Linked DNA regions of Mus musculus: region 2 is linked to region 1. Evidence: chromatin contacts called from ENCODE POLR2A ChIA-PET data. All regions are on one chromosome and are shown on one strand. Each heading gives the region's core, a stretch centred on a gene start or an enhancer-like site at or near the end of the contact. The rest is flanking DNA. Distances are from core to core; before and after follow the strand shown. Region 1 holds the start of Trim8 (tripartite motif-containing 8). Region 2 holds the start of Wbp1l (WW domain binding protein 1 like).

Region 1 (5,818 bases), core at 330-2,829:
GCGCCGCCTGCCGCTTTCTCCTCGCCTCCCCCCCCCAACGCCCGTCTCCCCGCCCCCTTTCCGAGTAGCGGGACCAGCCTTGATGTAGGGACACCCCTTCCCCCCTCCTCTTCTATCGCCCTTATCCGGGAGCCCCGAGCGCCGCAATCCTCCTGCCTTCTCCCGCCCCCATCTTGCCCTCTTCACTCTGCTTCGAACCCATTGTATGCGGGGCAGCTGCGAACCGGGGCCGGAGACAGTGTGCCCAGTGTGCCCCGTCAGTGGGTCCCGCGGGCCGAGGCTCTCCCCCACCCGTGCTGCTCCAGGCAGAGGCGAGAGAGGCCCTTCCTCGCTGCGCTGGTGGCGGGGACCGGCGGGCCGCACCCCCAACCCCAGCGTGAGCCCCTAGTGTCCCTTCTTAGAGGGAAGAAAGCGGAGAGACCTGAGACAGAAAAAAAGCAGCTTCTAACTGCCCGGCCCGCTGATCATTTTTATTATCGAGATTATTATTAAAAGGGGGCGGGACCCCAGGATGCGGAGAAGGGGGCCAGAGACGCAGCTATTTCTATTAAACAGATTATTCTTGAAATAATACACGCAAGATGGCTGAAGGTGGCTGTGATGAGTGTTCGGGCTGGGGGGTGGTTTCTTCCTCTCCCCCCTTTTTTTTTCTTTTTTCTTTCTTTTTTTTTTCTTTTTTTTTTTTTTTTTTTTTGATCTAAGGATAAAGCTCTGAAGCGACAGCCGCAGCGGAGACCCTGCCCGGAGTGCCCGCCCTCCCCTCACTTGAGAAGCTGCGGGAGGACAAACGGACCCACGGACAGAGCGACGGGCGCGGGCCCGCCCCGGACGCGTCTCCCGGGCAGCGCTGGGGGCAGCAGGCGCTCGTCGTTCTGCCGACTTCTTCCAATTTTAATCTTTTTAAAAGATTTTTTTTTTTTTTTTGGAAAGGATCGGGATGGGTGGAGCAGAGGTAGAGAGAAATCAAGACTTGGCATTTTTCTCCTTCTCTCTCTCCTAATTTGTTGGAGACCACCAGCCCTCCCCTTGGAGGAAAAAAAAAATCCCACCAAAGGGAGGGTGGAAAAGCGAGCTACAGGACCCTCAAGCGCGCGCCCGGACCCCCAGTCCCCACCGCGGCCGCTGGGAGCTCAAGATGGCTGGGCGCTGAGGACGCACCCGGCCCGGCTGGCTCGGCCTGGCCCCGCCGCCGCCGCCGCAGGCTGGCTCCGACCGCAGCCCGGAGCCTTCCAGGCCGGAGCAGAGGCCGAGAAGAAAAGAAAGTGGGGGGGAGGGGTGGGGTGGGGGGGCGAAGGGGGAGGGCCGGGCGGGGGGAGGGGAGGGCCGGGAGCCGAGCCTCCTGTTCATTAGCAGTTGAGAAAAATTCCTTTCTAGTTTGATCAATCCTTGTTTTCCTCAGCGCAGGCGAGGCGCCCGCCCAGTGCGGGGACAGGGAGTGGGGTCTCTCCGCGGCGGGGGCGCCCTGCGCGGGGCCTCCAGGGAGCGCAGAAGTAGCGACGAGGGGGTCAGGCCGGAGCACCTCCCGGGCTTCTCCCTCCCTCCCTCCCTCCCTCCCTCCCTCCCTCCCTCTCTGGTTGCCTTTTTTTTTTTTTTTTTTTTTCCACTTCTCTCCCTCCCCCTTCCGTTTCTATTTGTGAAGGGAGGAGGAAGGCAGAGGCGGGCTGGTGTCTCTGGCCGGGGACTGGAATTTCATCTGAATGACTGCCCCAGCGCGCACGCAGCGCCCCGGAGTCGGCCCGCCCGCGCCCTGCCACCCGCAGCCGGCCGGCCAGCTGGGGGACGCCTGCGCCACGGCCCGGGGACCGCTGGCGCGCCTTGCTCGCCGGCTCCGGCTCTAGCCAGCCTCGGCGCGGCCGAACTAGCTTCCCGTGCCCCCTCGGACCTCGGCCGGGATCCAGGCGAGGAAGGCGCGGCTCGCACCAGCCAGAAGGTAGCCACTGTCGCCGCCAAAGGAAGAGTGCGGCTCCCCCGCTCGGTGCGCCGCGGGGCGCGCCCCGATGTCAGCCGCGGGGCCGAGCGCAGGCCGTGGGCCGCCGCTGCCCTAGCCGCGCTGCCCCGGAGGCGGCCTGTTATATGGAATTTGGACCACAGCGCTCTCCTCCAGGGCTGGTGCCCGGGCCGCGGCCCTGGCGCAGCCCGCCGCCTCCCGCTAGCCACTCGCCAGGAGGAGGAGACGCAGCCGGCGGCGCGCGCGGCGCGAGGACCCAGGCTCCCTCCTCTGGGGGGCGGGCACGCGGAAGGCGCTGGTGACTGAGCGACTGGCGCGGCCGGCGGGGACCGGAGCTCCGGGCTCGGTGGGTCCCCAGCTGTACCAGACGGATCCCCAGGGTTGGGGACTTAGAGAGGTCTACCCGGGCCCCCTGCCCGCAGCCGCCATGGCGGAGAATTGGAAGAACTGCTTTGAGGAGGAGCTCATCTGCCCCATCTGCCTGCACGTTTTCGTGGAACCGGTGCAGCTGCCATGCAAACATAACTTCTGCCGGGGCTGCATCGGCGAGGCTTGGGCCAAGGACAGTGGCCTTGTGCGCTGCCCGGAGTGCAACCAGGCCTACAATCAGAAGCCGGGCCTGGAGAAGAACCTGAAGCTCACCAACATCGTGGAGAAGTTCAACGCCCTGCACGTGGAGAAGCCGCCGACGGCACTGCACTGCGTGTTCTGTCGCCGCGGCCCCCCGCTGCCGGCACAGAAGGTCTGCCTGCGCTGCGAGGCTCCCTGCTGCCAGTCTCACGTGCAGACGCACCTGCAGCAGCCCTCCACCGCCCGCGGGCACCTCCTGGTGGAGGCGGACGACGTGCGGGCCTGGAGCTGCCCGCAGCACAACGCCTACCGCCTGTACCACTGCGAGGCCGAGCAGGTGGCTGTGTGCCAGTACTGCTGCTACTACAGCGGCGCGCATCAGGGACACTCGGTGTGTGACGTGGAGATACGGAGGAATGAGATACGGGCAAGTACACTGAACGCGTGCGAACACACGCACACGCACACACACACACACACACGACTTGGGAGCCACCCATCCGCACAAGCTGACTCTCGTGACATTAGCCTAGAGGCCCTCTTCCAAACTCTTCCGTAAAAGTTTGGGGGGCAAGGTCCTGGGGGAAAGGCCCTGGCTGCTGGATGCATTCTCGCACCTGCGCCCTTAAGATCTCTCCTTCAGTCATTTATGGAATTGGGGGGAGGCTGTTAGAAGTAGTTTGGAGTGTTGCTTTTCTGTTTTGCGCAGTTTCCCCCCCCCGCCCCCCGCATTGTTTCTGTAAGCTCTACGGGAAGTCACCAAGGCAGTGACCCCGGTCCTGCTTCTCCAGCTGCTGTTTATGTAATGAGTGTCCTGGTGCCGCTGCTGTGGCTGACATGATCCATGATGCTGGCATACCAATGAGGAAGTAAACAAAGCAGCCATGTTAGTTTTCAGCTCTACTGGAAACACTCTGGGGGTTGGGGGGAGCTTCCGGAGATAGAGAAGAACTCTGGCATCTAGCTGGGCAAGGCCTGGGTGTCCAGAGGAGTCCCCGACTGTCGGCTCTTCTAATCCGTCCTAGTAGACGCTCCCCAGGCTAAAGCTGCTCTCTCTATACTTGAATGCTGCCTGCGCCTGGCATGAACAAACCTTAAAGTATGTGACTTCTTCACCCTGGGCTCTTTCCTCCCAGCCCTGCCCTCTTACACGGCCCTCCCACATTTAGGGAGGGGACGGGGAAGACGGAAAAAGAGTCCTGTGGGTTTAAGGTTGAGCCGCGTTGAAATCTGGTTTCAGGCAGCTGGCTCCCCTGGGCTGCCGGCTGGGTGATTACGAACCGCACCCCCTCCCATTGTATACACCCTACTGCAGCAGCCAATGTCAAAACCGCCTTCCCCCTCTTAGGCCTCTGGGCCTGGCTAGGGAACTGGAGTGGGGCATACTTCCGTCCCTTTCACTGGAAGGGGGCTCCTCCCAGGTTCCTCTCGGGTCCCTTGCCACTCTGGGTTGAGTCACACCGGGAAGAAGGAGTCGAGCTAAGACTGAGCCATCTTGAAAGCTCTTGCTAGGGGTCTTAAGATAAGGGAGCTGGGCTGGGTTTGGTAGGAACTGGGAGTGTGTGTTTAGGGTGGGGGCCCCTGGAGGCCAACAAGGCTGCTGCAGTAGGAGGAAGCTGGGCCTGTCCAGAATGTAGATGCGGGCTGTTTCCTTGGTGGTTGTGGGGGCTGGACGGAGACAAGGAGGGGACCAATCTAAATGAGTCACTGTTTAGCAATTAAAAACCACACATATACAACCAACAAAAGGCAGAAGGGCCACCGCAGGCTGAGGGCGGGGATAACAAAATTTGCTGTATAATTAGTTTGCAATTGCATGGGCCAGCTCTGGGGTTTTGTGCCAGGAGAGGCCTCTGGTTTCTTAAAGGAAGTGTGGGGGTTGGAGAAGTGGAGTCACTCCTCCCAGCATCTGGGAAAGGCCAAGTCCTGGGGAAGTGGAGGAGCCCTGTGGTCCTCCTCTCCTGACTCCGGTTAGGCAGAGCCCACACTTTACCCAGGGTTGAGGCTGCTGCTATTAATAAAGACTGTAGGGGTGGAGGCTGGGAAAGTGCAGGGAAAGACTGGAGAAAAGACGGCTGTCCAAGTCTCTGTCCTGGGGTTGGCTGTAGAAAGTGGGTAGAAGGGAAGAGAAGAAGATAGGACTGAATGTAGAGGATGTGGTATACCCCATGTGTCTGCACCCCTTAAGTGCTAGGGATGCCTTGGGGTAGGGATGAAAACTTAACACCTGGCTTGGTATTAGGAGGACATCCTAATATGTGTGCCTACATTTACCCTCAAATGGGTATGTCTTACTTTAAGATCGGGAGGAAAGGGTGACATTTGCTTGTAGAGTGGACCTGGGGGTTCCTTTCATCAGACACTTTACTCTGTCAGCAGCTCCGTGGTGTGTGTCTGTTGTGTGTGCTTATGGAACACACGCACACTCACGCACGCGTGTGCATGTTTGCATGTGCTCTTATGCCTATGGGGCAAGCTCAGAAAGAGCGAGTTGCATTAGGGCCAGATGTGCAATTCTGTGAGCTCAGCATCTGTGCCCCAGGCTTATCTTCCTCCAGGTTCCTCACGTCCATTTTCTCTGGTGCCCCAGGCTTGAAAACCCTTCAGTAGCCCCTTATCACTCAAGTAGAAGTCTGACTTATTGAATGCAGAGGTAGAGCTCCCACCCTGGGGGAGGAGCTGAGCCGTGAGGAAAAGCTGACTAGAAAACCCTGCCTTCTCTTGAGGCTATCCAGGAGGACAGGGCTTTGCCTCAGCTGGTTTCCTCATGCTGGAGGGAGTCTCCCTGAAAGGGTCTTGTGCTAGTGCTGTGGAAAAGGGCACCAGAATTTTCCAAGGTATAAGAGCAAAAGCACAGAAATAACCTTATGTCCTGCCTCTTGTTTCTCACCTGCCCTCACAGTGGGTTAGGGTCTGGCTCAGTTGGCTGGAAACAGTTAACGCTGCTGCTGAGTGTTTTGAGTTGCTGGGTGTGGTGACCCACAATTTTAATCCCATCTCTGAGGAGGCAGATGCAGGCAGATCTCTGAGTTCAAGGCCAGTCAGGATTACATAGTGAGACCTTGTCTCTGAAAAACAAGAATAGCGACAACAAGAGACCCAATACCACCATCAACACCAACAACCCCTCTCCCCCACCCCACCCTGCTTAACCCTTCCAGTAGCTCTGTCTCCAAATACTCACAAGTACCCACTCTTGTGTACTTGAGCCCGTGGCTTGGGTGGGGCATCAGGAAGGGGTGGCACTCAAGAGTTAGGCCCGTGCAGGCCAGGACATTGCCCCATTCTGCCTTTGAGAGG
Region 2 (5,143 bases), core at 1,396-3,895, 97 kb after region 1:
CAAACCACCATTTTACGGAGGTTATGTGGGGCATCAAGCTCTGCGCCTTGGAAAAATGACTATTCTGTCTTAATATCATGTCCAAATCCACTTCTGGGACCTTTAGCTGAGAGGTCTCTTCTCTCATTGCCTTCTCTGTTTTACAAGTCAAGTCCCTCACTGTGAGTGGGATGATTTCCTGCTGCCTTCCTTCCCTCTGCCTGTTAGGTCACATACCAAAGATTGCTGAGTGCTGGTGGGATGTGGAGCCTCACTTGGACACCTCAGACAGGAAGTCCACCAGGGCCAACAAGCCTAAGGAGGGCACAAAGGGCCACTTTAGTTCCCTGGGGGACTGGCTTACCTGGGGTCAGTGTGTAATGAGTTTTGTCTGGCAAGATTTGCTGATTCTGTTCAAACGCACCATTATGAATTGAATAAACTATTTGAAAGAACATGAAACACTGTCTGCAAACTAAGCTACTAACCCCTGATGGAAAGCAGGTTCTATGGTCTGACTTTGGCCTTGGCATGCCAGAGGATGTCACAACTGTAAGGGAACCTGTCTGATTTCCTTAATAATGGAGAAGAACCCACCGACCCTTGTCGGTGCTCCACAGGTCTCCCGGCGTAGATTATACATTGTCTTAGGGCTGGAATTGGCGAGCCATACATAGTCAAATCTGCCTGCTCTCTGGGTTTGTTTGTTTGGTTTTTTTCTTTTTTGTGCACTTAGGAACAAAAATTTATTTTTACGTTTCTTAATGGGCTATTAAAAGAAAACCTAGAATATGTGATAGAAGCTGTGCATGTGTCCCGTAGACTTTTAACACGCCTCCCCTATCCCGCAACTGTGACTTTTAGAAATAGATACTAGGCCTATGGGACATGCCATCAATCCCAGCACTTTGGAAGCAGAGGCAGCTGGATCTTCATGAGTCTGAGTCTACCCTGCTCTACATAGTATATTCCAGCCCTGCCTCAAAGGGGGAAAATGTGCACTATGGTCATCCGAAGATGTTGTGAAAACAGGTGGAAAGGCTCATCCCAGCTTCCGGTTCTGTAGGTCTGAGATGGAGCCCGAGGATATAACGCTGCCAGCATTCATCTGACACCACACAGTTGTACCAAAGGACTTCGAGTGCCGAGATCCCAGCTGTGATTTAACCCCACACCCACTTAGACAGTAAAATGGAACTCAGACAGCATGAAATTGGTATTTTCCTTTCGATGAAGCTCAGGCTATGCAGTCGTGAGTGCTGAGATTACAGCTATGCACCTCCACACCTAGCCAAATCCAGCCCTTTAAATTGTATGGTTTAGTAACGTTCAGTCCAGTCACAAAGTGCTACAGTTGTCACTACTGTAATCCAGAACACTTTCACTGTCCCTCCTAGAAAGCCAAGGTCGGTTCGGCAGCAGCCACACCCCCACCCGCTGCCAAACCCTTATCCATTTAGTTGAGTTGGCCTGTAAGGTGTTGAACAGCAGTTATAATGAGCAGGAGGGCTTTGCATGGGAACTACTAACACAACTTTGAGGACAGCCTGAGTTACCTAGTTTCTGGCTTGTATGGACAACAGGAAGAGACCCTACATCAAAAACTAGCCAAGTACATCCTGTAACTAATTGAAGTGTAATTTTTTCTTTCTTTTTCCCTCTCTTCCTCCCTCTATCTCTTCCCTTTCTCTGTTCCTTATGGCCCATACCAGGGTCTGAACTCAGGGCCTTGCCCATGCAAGCCATTTACCACAGAGTGATACATCCTCCTGCCCTGTTGGACAAGAATTCTCAAATTGAAGCAGCTACATGGTGATGTGTGGGTTTGTGTGGACTAGTATTGTCCTTGCGGTGTGTGGAGGGGCAAAGGGAAGCCATTTTCATTTAGCCGGAAGATAACATGGATGAAGCAATGATTGGTGGGTCTCAGAGCTATTTCTGAGTAGGGTCTGAAGAGTTTTGTCCTTGAAACTTGGGGGTAGCAGAGCACTATCGCTAAGAGAGGTGCTATTTAATAGGGGACTCAAATGACTCAAAGCTGCTGCTTGGGTAGTGAGCTTGGAAAAAGGATCCTGATAATAGGGCTTCCTGTAATTTAATACAAAAAGCACCAAAGGCTTATAGACTGCAGTTGGAAGCACGCTTTAGAATCATTATATCTCACTACTTTTTTTTCTTTCTTTCTTTTACCTCTACTTATTTTAATACAAAAAGCACCAAAGGCTTATAGACTGCAGTTGGAAGCACGCTTTAGAATCATTATACCTCACCACTTTTTTTTTTCTTTCTTTCTTTTACCTCCACTTAACTGTGGGAACATAACATTTCCGCCACACTCAAAATGACTGAAATACTGTAAACCTTTTCAATGCATCCGGGTGGTCGTGTCCCTAGCTCCTGTTACTTCCGCCACTCTCTGCGGGGCGGGGCGCTCTGCACTTTTCTGCACCTCGCAGCATTCAAGATGGCCCAGCTTCCTCCCACTTTTCATTGGCCAAATCACCTAGCACGAGGGTGGCTGGGACTGGTATTTGACTCACAGTTCTTTTGACCAATGGACAGAAAGTAGGAGCCAATGAGGCGCGGGAGCTGGAGACCCTCCCCTGCATCTGGGCGGGCCCTTTGCCTGGGGCGGGGTGGAGCCGAGCCGGAAGCGGGAGGGCAGAGCGAAACAGGAAAAGAAGGGAAGGAGGAAGCAGAGGGAAGAAGAGAGGGAGGAGGAGGGGTGGCGGCGCCGTGGCGGAGGAGCAGGAGCAGGAGGGGGATGGAGAGGAGAAGGCTCCTGGGTGGCATGGCGCTCCTGCTCCTCCAGGCGCTGCCCAGCCCCCTGTCAGTGAGGGCTGAGCCCCCGCAGGTAAGGGGAGGGCTTCTGGGCTAGCTTGGGGGTCTGGGGCGGTCGAGGCCTGGTTGGAGGGGGGTCTCAAAGAGGTTTGTTTGCAAGGAGTTGAGTGTTTTCGGGAGGGAAGCCCATGGCTAAGGTGGACCAGGTGAAGGGTGGGGGTGTTGATGTTTAGCTGAGGGACACCTGTGACGAGTTGGATGTCAAGAAGGTGGCAGAGGCAATGGTGCCAGGCGACTTGAGGGTCCTTTGAGAGGGTAGTTATGGTAGGTGCTCTGGAGGACTCTTCGCGGAGATCGCCGCACACTGGCGCCCGTGGGCCCTATTTCTGCTCCGCAGTAGAGTCCGGAGCCAGAGACTGTGTGCACACCAGTGTGTGCTGGGATCCCAGGTTACTGCACTGGCCCCAGAGGGAGGAGGGCTCAGCATGGTATTTATTTCAGGCTGGACAAAGGAAAAGTTCTGAGGGCATCCTGACTCTTATTTTTAATGCTGTAAGGCATAGTACGTTGGTGGGCTGTTGCTGGAGGTAAGGTTCTTGGGAGATAGTAGGGATGAAGTAGTAACCCCTCAGGAGGAGGGGCACATTTGAGTGTGAGAAAACCGTGCTGTTAGGCTAGCTGTCCTGGGAAGAAGTCACTAGTGCTGATCCGAGCGAGCCAGCTCAGGGCTTTTGAGCAGAGGGTGGTTCCGATGCCAATATCGGCAGCAAGTGGAGCACCCTAGCTTTTCTTGCTGGGTGGCTTGCTCTTCCTGAGTCCAGGGCCGAGATGCCTGCTTATGCTGATTCTAGCTTGGGCTGGCGTTTCGAAACCCTAATTGAAGCGTTACTCTTGGTGCCAGATTGGGTGGGGTGCTGTAGGGGGAATCACCCCTCCCCTGTTAAATCTGGCAAAGCTTCTATCGTTTCCTTTGGTTTCTCCCCTTTCTTCCCATCATTGTCTGTTTTCCACAGGCACAGGGACAGCCTGTGCAGCTTAGCACGTCACATCACGCTGAAGAGCAGAAATTGTTAGCAGAATTCTTACCTTTCCCCTTAGAGCTCAAGGGCAGCCCTTTCACATACGTATCTTATTTTTCTCCCGAATATCCTCTTCAAGAAACAAAACAAGAAAAACACCCAAAACCCCAAAATAATTGAGTTTTGTTTTGTTTGAGACAGGATCTTGCAATGTAGGTCAGGCAGGGCTTGAACTCTTGATCCTCTGCCGAGCTCTGTGATTTGATAAGATTTTTTTTTTTTCAAGTGAGCTGAAAGTCACAGAACAAAACCAACAGTTCTAAAGTGAATCACTGTGGCGCTCCATGGTTGTGCAACCACCACGGCTATCTACTTCCAAAACAGTTGAATCATCCCCAAGAATGATCCATATTAACCAGTTACTGCCTGTTTCCACCCCTCCCCCACCCCCAGCCCTGGCCCTTGGCGACACCCACTAGCCTGCATTGTGTCTCTGTGGGTTTACCTGTTCTGCACATCCCTGTGTAATGGAATGCTGTAGTATGTGGGGCGTCTTTCACGTTCCGTCATGTTTTCAAGGTTCACCCACATTGTGACCGAATAATAGTCCCCTTTATGTATATACTACAATGATTTGGCAGCTTATCTGTTGCTGTATCTTTTTTTTTTTTTTTTTAAGTCAGGGTTTCTCTGTGTAGCCCTGGCTGACCCAAAACTCACTTTGTAGACCAGGCTGGCCTCGAACTCAGAAATCCCCCTGCCTCTGCCTCCTGAGTGCTGGGATTAAAGGCGTGCACCACCACTGCCCGGCTCAGTTGCTGTATCTTAATGGGGCGGGGGCTGGGAGTGGGGATATGTTATCTGGGAGATAATCTGTGAATGATCGAGTTCGTTTTCTGATCTTTTCTTGTATTCCTCCCCAGGGATGAAGCCCTTCAGTTTTTGACTTTGTTTAGGTTCTTTGTTTTCTTAGTCAAAACCGTAAGCTGCCAGGAGAGATACATTTGTCTCCTTGAGAAGTTGCAGCTCTCAGGACTGGGAAAGTTAAGCGCAGGTAGTAGGTATCGATGGAATAGAATACAGAATAATGAAGTTGCTTTTTTCTATTTCTGTGGCTGTCTGAGGGCTGTTCCCTGTAGCCTTTGAATCGCCTTGTTAGGGGGCTTGATTTAGGAGTGTGGAGCCTTTGGAGGTGAGCTGGTTGTTCATAGGAACCAGGTCCACTTCTTGAAGGAAAAGCGTTGGCAAACGGTCCTGCAGTCTGGGGGCGGTGGTGGGGTCTTCAGTGCAAGGCTCTGCGTACAACTCATCAGTCTCGGGCTTGTTTTCTTACCGCAGTTCTGGCACTCGCAGTGCTTATTTTG

The links. ChIA-PET counts read pairs that join two places held with the same protein, here RNA polymerase II (POLR2A).
Region 2: POLR2A ChIA-PET joins it to region 1 with 38 read pairs in Patski. The contact joins the promoter of Wbp1l here to the promoter of Trim8 in region 1. POLR2A ChIA-PET finds 5 or more read pairs at or near these places in 3 of 5 experiments (Patski and embryonic stem cell).

What each region holds. Positions count from the first base shown.
Region 1 is chr19:46,500,069-46,505,886 of GRCm38, forward strand. It overlaps Trim8 (tripartite motif-containing 8), which reads left to right and starts at 1,580. Exons shown (of 6, transcript NM_053100.2): 1 at 1,580-2,945. The coding sequence starts at 2,376.
Region 2 is chr19:46,596,461-46,601,603 of GRCm38, forward strand. It overlaps Wbp1l (WW domain binding protein 1 like), which reads left to right and starts at 2,646. Exons shown (of 5, transcript NM_001177812.1): 1 at 2,646-2,833. The coding sequence starts at 2,744. It overlaps Sfxn2 (sideroflexin 2), which reads left to right. Exons shown (of 12, transcript NM_053196.3): 12 at 1-441.